Linked DNA regions of Mus musculus: region 1 is linked to region 2. A link is a loop called in an ENCODE intact Hi-C map of the cell type or tissue named here. Cell type or tissue: heart. All regions are shown on one strand.

What was found. Hi-C counts contacts between places; a loop is a spot of excess contacts. Peaks named below come from ENCODE experiments on the same cell type or tissue, not always from the same donor. Only the 100,000 strongest peaks of a DNase experiment are listed, where the experiment ranks them.
Region 1: a loop joins it to region 2, with 2.3 times the contacts of the local background. A loop is called at or near these places in 2 of 42 quality-filtered maps.

The regions. Positions count from the first base shown.
Region 1 is chr7:82,710,990-82,718,989 of GRCm38, forward strand. All of the region lies in intron 15 of Efl1 (elongation factor like GTPase 1), which reads left to right. Among named protein-coding and RNA genes, the nearest start is that of 4933406J10Rik, 41 kb to the right of the region's middle. RefSeq lists an enhancer at 2,879-6,103. In heart, a CTCF peak has its summit at 4,848 (motif pointing right); no DNase peak of the experiment used is centred here; H3K27ac peaks cover 1,196 bases.
Region 2 is chr7:83,123,273-83,131,272 of GRCm38, forward strand. No RefSeq gene overlaps it. Among named protein-coding and RNA genes, the nearest start is that of A530021J07Rik, 21 kb to the right of the region's middle. In heart, a CTCF peak has its summit at 3,120 (motif pointing right); no DNase peak of the experiment used is centred here.

The sequences.
Region 1 (8,000 bases), 410 kb before region 2:
GTCATCTGCATTTTTAAAGCTTACAGTGTTCTTAGGCACATAGGGAACGTAGAAAGGATGAAGGCTTAGCTCCTCATTATAAACATACTAGAACTGGGCTGTGGGGTGACTTGCTGCACAGCATGAGGACCAGAGTGAGACCCCCAGAAGCTGCATAAGCCAGGTGGGCAATGCCATCCACCTGTAGTTCCTGCACTTCGGAGGGACTACACAGATGGGATCCCCAAAGCAAGCTGGCTAGCTACACTAGGTTGCTTCAGTTAATAAAGGAGCAGTTTCTTCTGATTTCCACACATCGGTGCACACACATACATGTATACTCACACACATGGGAGCACATCCATGCATACCCCACACAAACATGAAAATAAATGCTAGATGTTGGTGGGTAAGAGCAAAGGCCTCTCTTGTCTGAACATTTCTTCTTGAAGAATATTAAGGCAGTTATACAGCTTTGTTTTGCTTTTTTCTTTCTTCTTTGAGACTGGATTTCTCTGTGTAATCCTGGCTGTCCTGGAACTCACTTTGTAGACCAAGCTGGCCTCGAACTCAGAAATCCACCTGCCTCTGCCTCTGCCTCTGCCTCCCAAGTGCTGGGATTAAAGGCGTGCCCCACCACCGCCCGTGCTTTTTTCTTTTCTCTTATTGAGACTGAGTGGCATGTAGCCAAAGCTGACTTCAAACATGTTTTGTAGCTGAAGGTAGCTTTGAAGTCTTCATTTTCCTACCTCCACCTTTCAAGTGCTGAGATTACATCCACCATCATGCCTGGCCAGTTGTGTTTTAGTAAAGTAAGATTATCTAATCCCAGAGCCATGGGAAGATTATTGGGAATTTTCCAGTTGGACACTGAAACTAACGTGTCTTCCTCCCCTGGTGTCTGGACTGAAAGAGGCAAGGTTGTCGAGCAGGGAAATTCTGAGTCTCTTCTGGCTCTTCCCTCTTTCGCAGTGTCAACAGAAGAGTGTGGTCTTGGGCTTTGGCAGCCTGAGTTGTCCTAGACGCCTTTGGCACACCCTTTGAGTTCCCGAAGCAGAGGACTACCAAGTTAGGCCGGACTCAGCGGTCACAGTCGAGTGCTAGTTGGCCCGTGGTGATTATTTTGTACTGTATCCTCAAAGGGCTGTAAGAGTCACTGTGTTTCCATCCTTAGATTCCCTAGCTCACTACCATGCATTGGAGAGTTGTATTCTTTCTTACATTGCTCTTTTGACATCTTATGCTATATAACTCACATGCTGGTCTCCACTCCTCTAGAATGTGGGCAAGATATCATATAAACTTGGTCAGATTGACGGTTTTCCAGATGCACAACACATTTGAGTCACCTTTCTGCTCCTTTCCCCACTGTTTTAATACCACTTTGGCTATTTGTAAATTTTCAAAATTGCTTGTACTGGACCCTTGACTCATTCTCCAGCACTTTTCAACAGAAAGAAAAAAACAAACAAAACAGAACAAAAAAATCAGTATAGGTGCTGCTGCTGGGCTATATTTTCTATTCTGGTGTGTTTTGCCAGTTTCTTATTTAATTTTGATCATTTTTATTTGTCTCAGTTTTAGGTTTTTGTTGCTGTGTAAAAGACCATGACCAAATGCACCTTGAGGAAGGAAGGGGTAATTTAGCCCATATCCTGACTAGTCAGTACATCCACTAGGGACGCCAAAGCAGAAAGTCAAAGCAGGGCAGGAACCTGGAAGCAGGAGCTGATGCAGAGGCGGTGGACAGGGGTTGCTTATTGCCTTGCGCCCATGCTTGCTCAGCCTGCTGTCTTTCAACAGCTGGGACCACCAGCCCAGGGGTGGCACTGAATGCAGTGCACTGGGCCCTCCCTCCTACATCAGTCATGAATCAGGAAAATACCTGGTAGACATGCCAGATGGGGCGCTTTCTCAATTGAGGTTTCCTCTCCCCAGAGAACTCTAACTTCTCTCAGGCAGACCAGAAACTAACCAAGACATCAGTAATTCATTTCTCCTTAAGATTTACTTTATATCTTTATGTGTATGTGTGTGAGTGCCCTTAAAAGCCAGAAAAGGATATTGGGTTCCCTAGAGCTGGAGTAAACAGGCAGTTGTGAGCTGCCATGGTGGGGGCTGGGCCAAGCTCTAGAAGGGCAGGTAGTGCTGTTAACCATCTAACCATCTTGGTAGCCCCATGAAGTTACTTTTGAATCTGGCTTGTCTCAGCTGGTTGTTGTTTTGGGTCTACACTCCTACATTCATCCTTGCATATGAGTGAGCTTGAAACCCTTTTTGTCTTTTCTAGTTCATATCTGTCTATGTTAAGACATTTTGTTTGGTTTGCAGAACAGACTCAGGATCACATTCTTCTATGAAGCTCAGTATATATAAGAATCTAGAGAGGCCAGGTCTCTGTAAGTGATTACTGCGTGTGCTCTCAGCTTAGTGAGACCCCTTAGACTTTTATATATGCATAAGCACATTATGTGTAGATGTGCATATATACTAGATAATAATTTTTATGAGTGAAGTTATCATTGGTTTGGTAAGATTCAGAGTCTTTACAATATTGAAGCATTTCTAGTGAACACCGGTGTGCAGCTTGAGCCCTGCTTGCGTTGTTCTGGCCTCCTAACTTCATTATTACCAGGACAGTAATTTTAAACAGGCAGCATGGCCCTGGTGTCAGTCTTGGGGAAGAAGCCTTTCCCACTTTATGTAAGACCTTTCTCGTGGCTTCTGGGCCAGCTCTCTGAACCCGAGCCACCCGGCAGCAGCCTAAACTCCCTTCAAGGAGCATCCCTGAGATGTGGTCTCTTCCCTGTCTTACTGCTGGTTATTCCTGAGCCGAGGGCCCCTTATTTTTAACTTCTAGAGAGACCACCTGCTGTGTTAGTGGCATGAATTCATTCTTAAGCACCTGGTGGCCTTTAATGTAGTTGCATTTTTTTCAGACTCTGGCATTTGTGTGAGCCCTTTTCCTGTATTGACAGAGCCTCTCCCTAATCCCTACCTTTCTATAGACTTGAGATTCTACATGGAGAGACTTGGAGGAGGTAGGATATAAACCATCTTTTGTAGGGGGCGAGGGGGATGTATGCACACATGTGGATTGGTGATCCAGTGCACATATACACAGACCAGAGGCTATAGTGTCTCCTGTTCTTTCTTTCTCTCTCCTTATTTATGCCTGACGCTGAGTCTCTCACTGAACCTGGGCTTGGACTGGTAGCCAGCAAGCCTCCTGTCCCCAGCCCACACAGTGCTAGTTACGGGTGCATGTGCCACCATGACCAGCTTTTATGTGGATTCTGAGGTTTTAAACTCAGATCCATAGGTTTGTATATACCTGCTGACATCTCCTCAGTCTTAGATCATTCTTGGCATTTAGTCACTTAAAAAAATATTTTTAAATCCTCTTTTTCAAGTTAAATTCTGAAAACACAAGCATTTGTGACTTACTGTTGGACACCAGTCGTGGGGAAATGAAGGAGATGGGAGAGATGACCCTCATCCCAACAGATGTCCGGGGCTCTGAGTGGGTGGACGGACACAGGGCTCTCCATGCACACGGGTAGGCGTCTTGCTATGGGAAGCCACGGAGCAGTCTGGGGTCCCTGGGCCTTGTGGAGCCCAGGGACAACAGGTTCTAGCTCTTGGGCATTGCAGGAGGTCACTGGACGCTGCTGAAAAGCTAAGAACAGGTGGGAGCCCAGAGCCTCAGTCTGCCCTGGGGCTGAAAGGAAAAGGGGTAGGGGGAGAAGGCAAGAGTCTGGTTAGCTCAGGCTGCTAGTTCTGTGGGCGGCTTCAGTAGAAAAGCAGAGAGAGAGAGAGAGAGAGAGAGAGAGAGAGAGAGAAGAGTAAAGAGGCAGAGAGTGGCCATGGCCACGTGGAGAGAGGGGAGAAGCGGGGAGGAGAAGGAGGGCAAGAGGTGAGAGAAAAGAAACAAGAGAAGCAGTAGAGGGAGGAGGGGCCTTTTATAGTGGGCTAGGCTACTTTGCTGTTGCAGAGTAACTGTGGGAAGGAGCATACCTGGCTCTTGTCAGGTAACTGTGAGGGTAGAGCCTGGACAGCCTATGTCAGGAGCCTTTGCCTGGGAGCATGGCAAATGGGCTTCCATCCCTCAAAGATTAATCTGTTGGGTCTCCGGAGTTTGAACCTAGCCCAAAAAACAGGCTGCCTTTCACGGTCCCACAACTTTTCTAACCTAGTCATCTGCTCACATACATTCATGTTATGCTCACCATACTGTGTGGGTCTACACTGCTCCCTAGAGTGGATTCTTCACTCTGTGTGTTTAGTCTTCCAAATTATTTGTAGGTCCCACCTCAGCAGCTGATAGAGGAACTGCTAAGAGAAACACTGCAGCTTATCCCAGCTGGGGGCCTTCAGCAGGCTAACTGTGAGGGGAAGGGGTCTTGATTCAGAACAGCTGTACTTTGAACTCTGCCTGAATTAGTCGGGGTTCTCTCGAAGCCTCCCACCTTTTCCTGCGCTCCTAGATGGGCTGTCCTATTATTTGGTTGCTCTGTGGTTTTAGTACCTTCTGTGCAGTGTACCCTGTATGCGTGGACTCTTTCAGGTCAGTGTCACACAGACAGACATTTGACAGACAAGAACGGCTGTATCTGGAGCTTTAAGAAGGCAGTCCTTACCCTGATTAGGTACATAAAAACTAGTCGTTTGTGGCTCAGCCTCCAGAGAAATCCAAAACAGCTGTCCCAGTCAGAATTCCTGATTCTTCTCCAAAACCCCCCCAGCAGTGGTCGCATTACAGTGGCTCTGACTAGGACCAAAAAAAAAAAAAAAAAAAAAAAAAGGTCTATGCTTCCAGACCTGGCTGGTAAGGTGCAGCTGCACCAAAAAGAACACAAGGGGGCAGCCTTCTCCAAATTTTCATCAAACCAGAAAAGAACAAAGAACTTGGTTGGCAGGAGTATGTACTATGCAGGTACTCACCAGAGGAAACGTGGTCCCTGTTTGCAAGTGTGCTGTGCTATGATGAATGGCATCGAGTGCTGATAGAGTCGGGTTTTACCAGACACTCCAGAATTCCTCAGTGTCATTTCTATAAACAGTTCCCTCACCTAACCCACAGCCGTACATGGAAAACAAACATTTTATTACTAGAGGCATGGATGACAGTCAAAAAATAAAATTAAATCTTTAAAAGAGGGGGAAAAAAACAACTGTGTCATTTAGAAAAGCTGAGACTAGAGTAGCTTGCTGTCTCAATCTGAAGAATGATTTCAAAGCAGCCACTTAAATCTCTTTGGTGCCATCCCTCCGCCCCTCTCTTGAAGGAATGGTTTTAGTGGTCTGTTCTCTTTCCCTTTGGTTTCCTCTTCATTGAGGGAAATGAATTATGACTCCCTCAGTTGTTTCTGGTAGGAAAGGGCTTTGTAAAACTGTGTGCTGCTCAGGGGGTAGAATGTAACACATTGCTAATTCCCGGTCTCCTGTGCAATTGGGAGCACAGTGTCGCTGGGTTTGTTTTATGCTTTCCAGATGACTGTCTGTTAGTGTGCAGGAGGCCAGCACATAATTGCACTGGTGACCGCATTTCAGAGGATTTGGGTCTGTTGATTCAAGTGCAGAGATGAAGTCAAAGTTGTTCTCCTCCACTGCTGCATCTAAATCCACTTCATTCTTTGCCTCTGTAATGGCTGGAAGAAATCAGATATGCCTTGAAAATCAAAAGTAAACGCTGCTCCCTAGGGCTAGGCCAGGGTGGAAACAGGAACGGCTCCTTTTAGGTCTCCACAGCGGCAACAATTCTAGTTGGTTTATCGCATGATTGTTTCTTATTTTAAAGCCACAAGCCTTGAATTTTTCAAAAATAACTACTAACTTTTCACTAGTGATTTATGTAGTTTCTTATTTACATGTCCTTTGTTAACTGATATTCCGATTGTACTTCAGCCCTATCTCTGACCACATCTCTCCAGCATTTATTTAGCATTCTGTTTTGGGTGTACAGTGAACAACTTTTGTTTCATTTCATTAAGCGTCACAATAAACTTCACTGATGATGCATTAATTATTTGTAAAGAAGAAATGGACAAAAAGGTTTGCTTTCCCCACAAACTTCACTATTATGTCCATCCTTTATCAGCCACCTCCAGGAAAGCAGTGCTGAAGCTCATGTGGGTAGTGAGGCTGGGTGTGTGTTTGTATGTACTGCTTGCATGTATGTTTTACATACACTGAACACATGCATGTACACATGCACAAGTACACATACACAATTTGACTAGGCACAAGGTATCCCAATACTGTTCCCAGCCTTAAACATCTTTGTTTGCAAGTAGTGTAACTTGGACTTCCTCAGTCCTTTCAAAAATTACTCTTTAGAGAAACTGTGTTTTCTAGCTTTGAGTTCTGTATTTTAAAGCCACATTTGTGTATATTTTTGATGCATCTCCAGGTTTGTTTTGGGGTGACAGACTGGAAATACAACCTTTACTCTAAACAGGAGTATAACTGGCATGAAGTATGTTAACTTTACTCCATAATATAAAAGTGTCTTTTAATGCAAACAAGCAGCCAAGCATGGTGGCTCACACCTGTCGTCCCAGCATACAGGAGGCTCAGGCATGAGAACTGCCGCATGTTTGAGGCCAGCCTGGTCTGTATAGTGAGCTGTAGGCCATCCAAGCCAATGCCATGGAATCTTATATATATATAAAAAAAAATCCAAAAGGTAGAAAGTGATTGTAGCAAATTCAGAAGTAATGTGAAGCTGCAGATGTGGAATTCTAAATTATGTAAAAATTATTCTAAGACCCACAGAATCATTGCCAAATTAAAATTTTGACATGTAGCAGATCTGTATAACTGTTCTTTGCATGTATGTGATAATTTTGTGTATCTTGGTTTCCATTTTCTTCAGTGTGCTGTGTTAATTTTTAGATTCTGAAATCAGGGTGTGGGAATTTGCAGAGGAAGCGGAGCATTTGAACCCCCTTCCCCAGCCCTTGATTTTAAAAAGATCAACATGTCCCCTTACCCACTGAGCCATCTTCCTCTTACTTAGTTTTGACGACTCAAGCCCATTTTGTCTTAGTTTTTAGAAGGCATTTTCAATTTTTATTTGTATTCATAGTTATTTTTCTTTTGTATTTCAAACCATCCTTTAAATATAAGCCCATATTAAAATGTTGTCCTTCATGTTTCAATTTAAAATGTCGACTTCATAAATTCTTAGAGACTGACACTTAATTCTTTTTGTCTCTATGCCAAAAGGTACTGATCAAGAACTTACGGAATGGGTCTTAAGAAGTACTTTGGCTTTGAAAGATTGAAGTTTGTTCTCCTATATGAACTGTATAGGAACCTTGCAGGGAAGGGATCTGGACTGAGCTTGGCCTGAGGATCCAGTCTGCCCAGTGCTCCTGACTGAGCCGACACATAGAAAAGAATCCGTTTAGCTTGTTTGCTTCCCTAGCAACCTCACTTGAGCATGCTGGACCCCTAGTTGAAGGTCTACTCTCGGGCCATTCAGCTTCTAAGTGCCAAGCAGAGGAAGGCTGGGGACACCCTGGCTTGGCTGCTGTGGCCACGAGCTGTGAGGTACCAACAGTGTGTCCCAGAGCTAGAAAGAGAAGACCTTGAATTATATGGGAGAGGACAAACTAGATAATAGTTTGAGAGGAGTGCGAAGAGTTGCTGAAGTTGCTGACTTTGTGAGGGTTAGCTGACTGAGGAGTGTGCATTTCTCAACAAGTCTGTGGTCCTTATTTGAAGCGGTATAATTACAGACAGGCAGGTGTATCCGGTAGCCATCAGTCAGGTATGCGCCCAAGGAGCAAAGAGTGACCTTTTGTAGAGTATGAGTTACAGAATCTGGTCTGTACTCTGATAGGCCATTTGCAGTCCCTGATAAAAAGAACTCTTTTTACTTGGCCAGAATTCATACCAGCCAAGTGCCTCCAGGTTAGGGGAAATAAGGACAAGTTAACTGTTGCTAAATGTAATAAAGCGTCAGGCTCTCAGCGGTACACACCTTGATGATGAGAAAATGCCATTTGTTTGGC
Region 2 (8,000 bases):
CGCGCACTCAAGCCACAGCACAACCTACAGGGGTCAGTTCTCTCCTTCCACTGTGCATACCAAAGTAGATAAATTCAGGTCTTTAAGTTTGTTGGGAAGTACCTCCACCCACTGACCCATCTTGCTGTCTTATCCATACATTTTTCTTTTAATGGAACATGTTTCAATTCTGTCTATCTTTCCATCTATTTGCCTTTTTGTGTATCTGTCTCTGTCTTTTTGTCTGTTTCTGTCTCTGTCTCTCTTCCCCTTCCCCTTGAGATACTAAGTTTCATAAGAAGCTCTATCACTTTAGGTTTTGTTTTTTATTGTTTCAAAAGCAAAACATTACAATAGACATCCCTGGGTACTCATCCTCGATTCGCCTCCTGGCTACTTGAAGCTCCCTTCATAATTAAGAGTTTATTAATTTTACCCAAACAGTACTGTTCTGTGTGCAGTGTGTTATCACTCCTATGAAATAGTTCCAGAAAACAGAATTCTAAACTTTTAATTTTCTTACAACATTCTAACTGAAGAGTTCCCTTGTGGCCCCACTGAGTTATTCTTATTGCTACACAAATAGATTCAAAGTTACTTACTCATTTCACTCTTGAGGGATGTTCTGTTTACTCTTATGAACTGTACTGTAGTAAATATTCTTGCATCGCTTCCTGGCCACATGTGGCAAAGACTATTACAAAGCTCTACCCTTTCACAAACCAGAGAAGATAACTTGGTTAAAGGGAGAGTCACACCACACATGTGCATTTAATGCTAAATTCTCAAAATCAGCAAAATTAGATTCCTACCTTTTGAATTAAAAAAAATATATACAATGAGGTAAAGATCTAAGTATAGAAAAATGTTTACAATAAAATGTATTGACGTCTGTTTCTTATATTGGAGTGGGATTTCTTGTGGAAATTATATGGAACCACACCCAGTAAAGGAAAAGATTAAAAACTATACTGTGCTGAGGTTCACCAATCATCATTGTTGAAAGATGTCATATAAGAGTGAAGGTCCCATTCAGAAAATGGGGAAAGATGTGTGTGTATCTGCAGTAGTCGAGCTCTAGGACTAATGATAGCATGAAAAGCATTGTTACACCCCAAAACTTCCTTCCTGCTTACTCAAACACATTTTCCTTACTTGTTTCTTCCTTCCTGGGTGGCAAAGTGTACACACTGACTGATCTTTCCTCATTGCAAATAATTAGTCCTGCATATATGTCCATGGAGAGTTTATCTAATCCTGAATGACAAGACTAGCTATGGCTTCACTAGTTTCCCATATGTGTCTTTCACGACCTCTTTTCCTGGCTATTTAAAGGAAGCTGTTTAATAGTTTTATTCTACCTGTCAAGTTTCAAGAAAAAAATCACATCTATATCAAAGACAGAGCACTCAGTTTGGATAACAGTTTCTAAAACCTTCACACCTGGCCATGGTTTGCACACTACAAAAAAAAAAAAAATCATGTCCACACTAAACGTCTGATTATGAACATATTTTCAAACAGGCCTTTGCAGTTGTGATTAACTTAGGTTCAAAACAAGATCACAATGGATGAAGGTGGGCATTAAATCCAAGGAAACATGTCCTTACAAGAAGAAAGGATGCAAAGAGACACTGAGAAGTAGGTTGCTTAGTTACTATTCTACTGTTGTGTAGAAACTCCAAGACCAAGGCCGCTTATAAAAGAAAGCATTTAATTAGAGGTAAGCTTACAGTTTCAGAGAGTTAGTCCATGGTCATCACAGTGAGGAGCATGGTGGCAGGCAGACAGGCAGGCAAGCAGACAGGCAGGCAGGCAGGCAGGCAAGCAAGCAGGCAAGCAGGCAAGCAGGCAAGCAGGCAAGCAGGCAAGCAGACAGGCAGGCAGGCAGGCAGGCAGGCAGGCAGGCAGGCAGGCAGGCACCAGAGCAGTAGCCAAAACTTACATCTTCATCTGCAGGCAGGAGGCAGAGAGAGAGGTAGAAACTGGGTCTAGCATGGACTTTTGAAGTCTCAAAGCCTAACCCAAGGTCACACAGCTCTTTCAGCAAGGCCACAACTCCTAATCCTTCCCAATCAGCTCCATTAACTGGGAACCAAACATTTAAATATACAAATCTACTCGAGGCATTCTTGTTTAAACCACGGAATGAATCGTATGAAGATGGAGGCTGAGACTGAAATAATGCAGCTATAAGTCAAGGAATGTCAAGGACTGGAGGAGCCAGCAGAAGCTAGGAAGAGTCGAGGAAAGACTCTTTGGGGGAGAGCATAACCCTGTGAGCATTTAGATTTCTAGATTTCCATAACCGTGAGTGGACAAATTCCTGCTATGCTAAAATCCTGGTAGTCTGGTAATTTATTATCGTCTGTCACTTCCTTAAGCTAGCACACATCTGTGGGGCTTTGCACTGCTTAGACCATTATACTTTAAAGTACCTACTAGTGACATAAAAAAATCCATATTTACTCTATTGCCATGGTTGAGTCATATTTCTCGATGGAAACTGGCTCATTCAGGCTAGCTGTGCACACCAGGGATCAGGGGATAGTTACAGATAATATGAGTGCCATCAGGAGACTGACCCCTTTGAGGTGACTTGACATCTGTGTTGACCAATAGAGTAGAGTAATTTGAAATGGACAGTCCTGTGAAATCTGACCTCAGCTCTTTGCAGTGTCTAAACACTTGGTGAACCGTGAAAAGTCAATTATTTAGTCTTTGAATATTATCCTGATGCTATATTACTGTGTCAGTCTTTGTGATGGCAATGTATTTATCAATCTTAAACACATATTTGTACTGTGATGAGGCAAAAATCTCATGAGGCTTTATGAAACTCCATCTTTGGAGGTTGTTGTGTTCATCTTTTTTTTTTTTTTTTTCAAGATAGAGTTTCTCTGTGTAACCATACTGGTTGTCCTGGAACTCACTTTGTAGACCAGGATAGCTTCAAATTCACAGAGAGCTGCCTGTTTCTGTCTCCAGGGTGCTGGGATTAAGTATAATCACCACCACTGCCTAGCTACTTTTTGTTATTTCTAAATAGCATATTATCAAAGTCCACACTACCTTCCCACATCACTTCTGGAAAATATACTGGAAAGTTCTAGTAGAGCTGAGTAACATTAAACTGTGCCAACAGGTGGCACCACAGCAACTAACAACTGCTTTGGTAAGCACGCCATTCCTCACATGTAATACCGCCTCCCCTCAACGACCCTACATTGTGTGTAAATCCGTGGAGGTTCAGAGGAATCATGCTGGTTGCTCACTGACACTCAGCTGTAAAGATGACTTGCTGGTGAAGAGTCCTTGCTCTTCCAGAGGACCCAGAACCCACAGGCCAGTGAGCAACCATCTTTAACTCCCACTCCAGAGGACCTTCATACCCTCATCTAGCCTCCTTGTGTACAAGGCATGCCGGAGCTCTACCTACATTCATGCAGACAAAACACTTATATCCATAACACAAAAGAAATCATTTTAAAAAATAGGTTGGAAACCAAAATTTAATTCATATTTTGTGTATTAATGTGATATTTTCTGACCTGAAAATTAACTTCTAAAAAACAAGAGAAATTAACATACACAAATCATGATTGACTTACATTTTAGGTTCCTATCTTGTTTTGTTTTGTTTTTGTGTAATTTTGCTTCACAGGTGGAGGCAACATTGCCTCCAGGTGATATTTGAGACTGTCTAGAAACTGTTTTTGTTGTCACAACTTTGAGGAGAGGCATGTATTTTCTCTACCCTGTAGCAGTCAGGGATGCTGTCAAATGCTCCACAACACACAACAGTGAGCTATCTAGACCCAGATCTCAACAGTGTTGAGGGTGAGTAACTGAGCTATGGAATGATATAACGAAACCAGACAATCTATAAAATTATGGCCACATTAAAAAAGAAAAAGCATAGGAAGAGTGATGGGTTGAAGAGTCAAGAGTCTGCCACAGAGCCTTGTTGGACTTACTGTGGCTAACATCTCTACCGTTGATGTAGCATTTCTAAAGCTGTAGTGCTTCTGGAGTTCATTAGTTAATTTGTCGTACATTCAAGCACAGACAGTGAAAGAGGCAAAGAGGATGGTTAGCACTGATGATGTGTGATTTATGGAGAGAGTCCTGATTTTCTGAATGACGGCCAAGCTATTACTTAGAAGACAATAATACCTAAAGTTGAGAAATGTCTCAGAGGCCTGACTGACTTCATCCTTAATTGGACAGTGAGAGGAACTGGTGTCTGAGGAGTGGACTGTGTGCTGGGGTCACACACTTGTGGTATCTCAGATGGAGCTTTGATGGCCAGGATTTCTATCAGTGTCTTTTTCTCCCTACTGAATTGCCATCCCCTGTACTAGGCTAATAGAAGACACTTTGCAGTTTCAGATAAATCTCTAGGCTTCTCTTTTGTAGCCTTGGGATGACACGATCAGAGCAAGGAGGAGAATAACTGCTTCAAACACCAAAGTCTCTAGAGTCAAGGTCCTCGGTTGCCATAGCATGACTTCTGAGGCTGGACTCAACACAGTCCTTGCTGTAGTCTAAGCTGAGAGAAAGGGTCCAGATCCTAAAGAAATAATGGAGGTGAGGGTTGATTGACATGGACTCAGAAGTAGCTATGGTGCACAACCACTATCCCAGCCACATCCTGAGTCAAGGACCCCAACCTGACTGACTGATCCAAAGATGCCTGTGTGCTGGGTCAGGATGTAAGTTCAAGCCAGTTCAGCACCAGTAAGTGCTGGTGAGAGTGAAAGATAGGAGAGTGACTCACCTGAGGACCAATGGCCAGGGAAAGCTGGTTGTAAGTGGGAGCAAACTATGCAACAGTGTCAGAAAAATCGACACTAACAAAGTTAGGCAATCTGATGGAAGTGAATTCTCAAATAATTTGTCAAAATTCCACTCATCCATGACAACTGAATGTGTTGTGTTTCTCAATAGCACTTGTGTAGTTTAAAAGCTTGAATGATTATTTTAATTGGTTTACCATAAATGTTCATTTGAGGCTAGCAAGTCCATAGGGTTTTTAAAATTGTGTACCAGTAAAATATTGTTCTGCCACCTGAGAGACTGTAGAGCAAATTTAAGGTTTTCTTTATTAAAGTTGTTCTTATAAATCAAAGTTCTGTACTTCTGATATGATAAGATCTATGGTACCTTCGACTTTTCTTTTAGGTGCTTTGGAGTGTTTTTTTTCTTCTTCTTCACGATTTTTTTTTCTTTTCCTTTTTTTCTTTTTAATTTTTTTACATTCCATATTCCGTTCCCTGTCCCCATCAACCCTCTGACTGATCCACATCCCACACCTCCTCCCACTCCACCCCATCTCCCTGTGTATGCCCCCACCCACACCCCACCTGATCTCTAAACTCCCTGGGGCCTCCAGTCTCTTGAGAGTTAGGTGCATCATCTCTGAATGAACACAGACCTGGAAGTCCTCTACTGTATGAGTGTTGGAGGCCTCATATCAGCTGTTGTATGCTGTCTGTTTGGTAATCCAGTGTTTGAGAGTTCTCAGGGGTCCAGATTAATTGAGACTGCTGGTCCTCCTACAGGATTGCCCTCCTCCTCAGCTTCTTTCAGCCTTCCCTAATTCAACAACAGGAGTCAGCTGCTTCTGTCCATTGTTGGGTGCAAATATCTGCATCTGACTCTTTCAGCTGCTTGTTGGGTCTTTCGGAGGGCAGTCATGATAGGTCCCTTTTTGTGAGTGCTCCATAGCCTCAGTAATAGTGGGAGGGAGAGGGGAACCTGATCTGGTATTGGGTGAGAGAAAAGGACTGAAGCCCTTAGGGCTAGGAGAAAGAATGTAAATAGGCAATCTCAGGAAATAGGAGGTTTGGGGTACCCCCAAGAATGCACCAGAGTCCTGGGAGGTCAGAGGCTCCCAGAACTGAAAGGGAGGGACCTTAGATGAAATGCTCAACAGTAGGGAGAGGGATCTTATAAAGCCCACCTCCAGCAGGAAGACAGGGCATCAAATGAGGGAGGGGGTTGCCATCCCATAGTCACACCTCTGACCCATAATTGTTTCTGTCTGAAAGAATTACAGGGGTGGAAATGGAGAGGAGCCTGAGGAAAAGAAGGTCCAGTGACAGGCCCAAAGTGGGATCTAGCTCAAAGGGAGGTCCCAAGGTCTTCATGATTTTCTTTTTAATTTTAGGTTTTCCTTTGCTAGCTTCTCACACTAACATTGTCTTCTACATTAAGGGTTTTTTTTTTTTTTTAAAGCAAAATAAAAAAAAAGTGAAATAAATCAGAGGTAACTGAAGACAGATTGCTAATTGTCCTACCTAAGGAAGATCTTAAAGCATTCAAATCAGGGGATCAATAAGGAGACTTCTCAAAGGAAATGTTTTGAAAAGAAAATACGGATTGTATAGTTGTACCTTAGGTTTCAAATATGTTAACAATAGCAGAGAAAGTTTGAAAGGATACTTTTTTTTTAATGCTGAAAGGTTGGGGAAAACATGAACTGAAATAAGTTTTAAAAGATTTGCAAATTATTATTCTCTTAAGGTTGAGATTTTGATTTTTTTGTATAAAATACTTAATACATAGAAGTCATATTTCATAACATACCACTAAAGGGGAGATATTCTTGTACTATGTATCTGCTCAAAGTGACCAAATACTTGACTGATAGTCCAGAAGGTTCTGTTCATCATGACAAAAAGGCATGGTGGATCTGCTTATATCTGACAAGGAATAGCAGGTGGGGCTGAGGACCAGGTGAAACCTTCAAGGTTTAGCTCTAGTAACTTAGTGTCTCTAGATGGCTCCTATCTCCACATTTCCATAGTCATCTAAAACTGAACCACAAGCTACAGACCAAGCATCCAAACTGTGAGTCTTAAGGGACCCTTTATAATCAAACCATAACAATTTTCCTGCATTCATTTGTTTATTTAGTTTGGAGGCTGTACGTATAGTGGTGTGTGTGGAGGTCAGAAGACAAGGGTTGGGAGTCAGCTCTTTCCTTCATATCTGTAGAGAAATTTTAATCTAGCAACATGGCTGCTCTAGCAAGAGATGGCATCCAAATACCTAGATCTATGTGATCAGGCTGGAATGCAGACAAGCCAAACACCATTAATCCCTCTGGCTGGAATACATATAACCCCTTAGTACACACTTTTAAGGTATAACTAATTTGTAGAAGGAAGCAGCTGTGTTTAAAAGTAACACCTAATTGAGGGACAAAGTAACAAATCAGAGAAAGATTTGACAGAATGAGTCAGATATAGGATATAACTATAACTCTCACAAGAACAGGACAGAAAGGAAGGCTATGTAAGAGTAGCACAGGAGAGAGAGTCAGCTGAGTCAGTGCAGTACAATGGGCTTAAGTTTGTTCATGAGTCCATGCGTTCAGTGTAGACCAACAGAGGCACCTGAAGCCAGGTAATAAGAAGGAGCCAGAAGATTAGAACAAATTGCAAGAGTTAATTTGCGGCCAACCAGAGCAATTCAGTGAGAAGCTGAGAGAAGCCAGATTGATTAAGTCAGTTTGGCGAGTAGCTTTAGCCTGAACAGGTGAGTTGAAACAGCCAACCAGAGTTCGTAAAGAACTAGAGACGGTGTTTTAATTCAGGAGTAATCCTCTGAGATGACAAATACATTAAATGAATAAAAGTTCCATTTACACATATCTTTTCTGGGAATGGAACTCAGGTTTTCAGGGTTGGAAGCAAGTACTTTTACTGCTGAGTTGTCTCCTCAGCTTCTACCATAAAAGTTCTTAGAGCTACTAAATGCTGGTAGGTAAAGTGGTGACAGACGTGATTCATTTAGTAAATCATTTGGTCAAGTGTCTGTCCCATGAGTGAGTGGAATCTCAGTGCTCTGGCTCTGGGGGAATCCAGGTAATGTTTAGTAGCCACAGAGATAAAAGTCTGCAGTCACAGATCAGAAGCCAGAAGCCCTGAGACATGGCCTTGAATGACTCCATACCGCAGGACAATGCTACTATGTGCTATGAGAAAGGGCAGGTCAGAGGTGCAGGTTAGGAG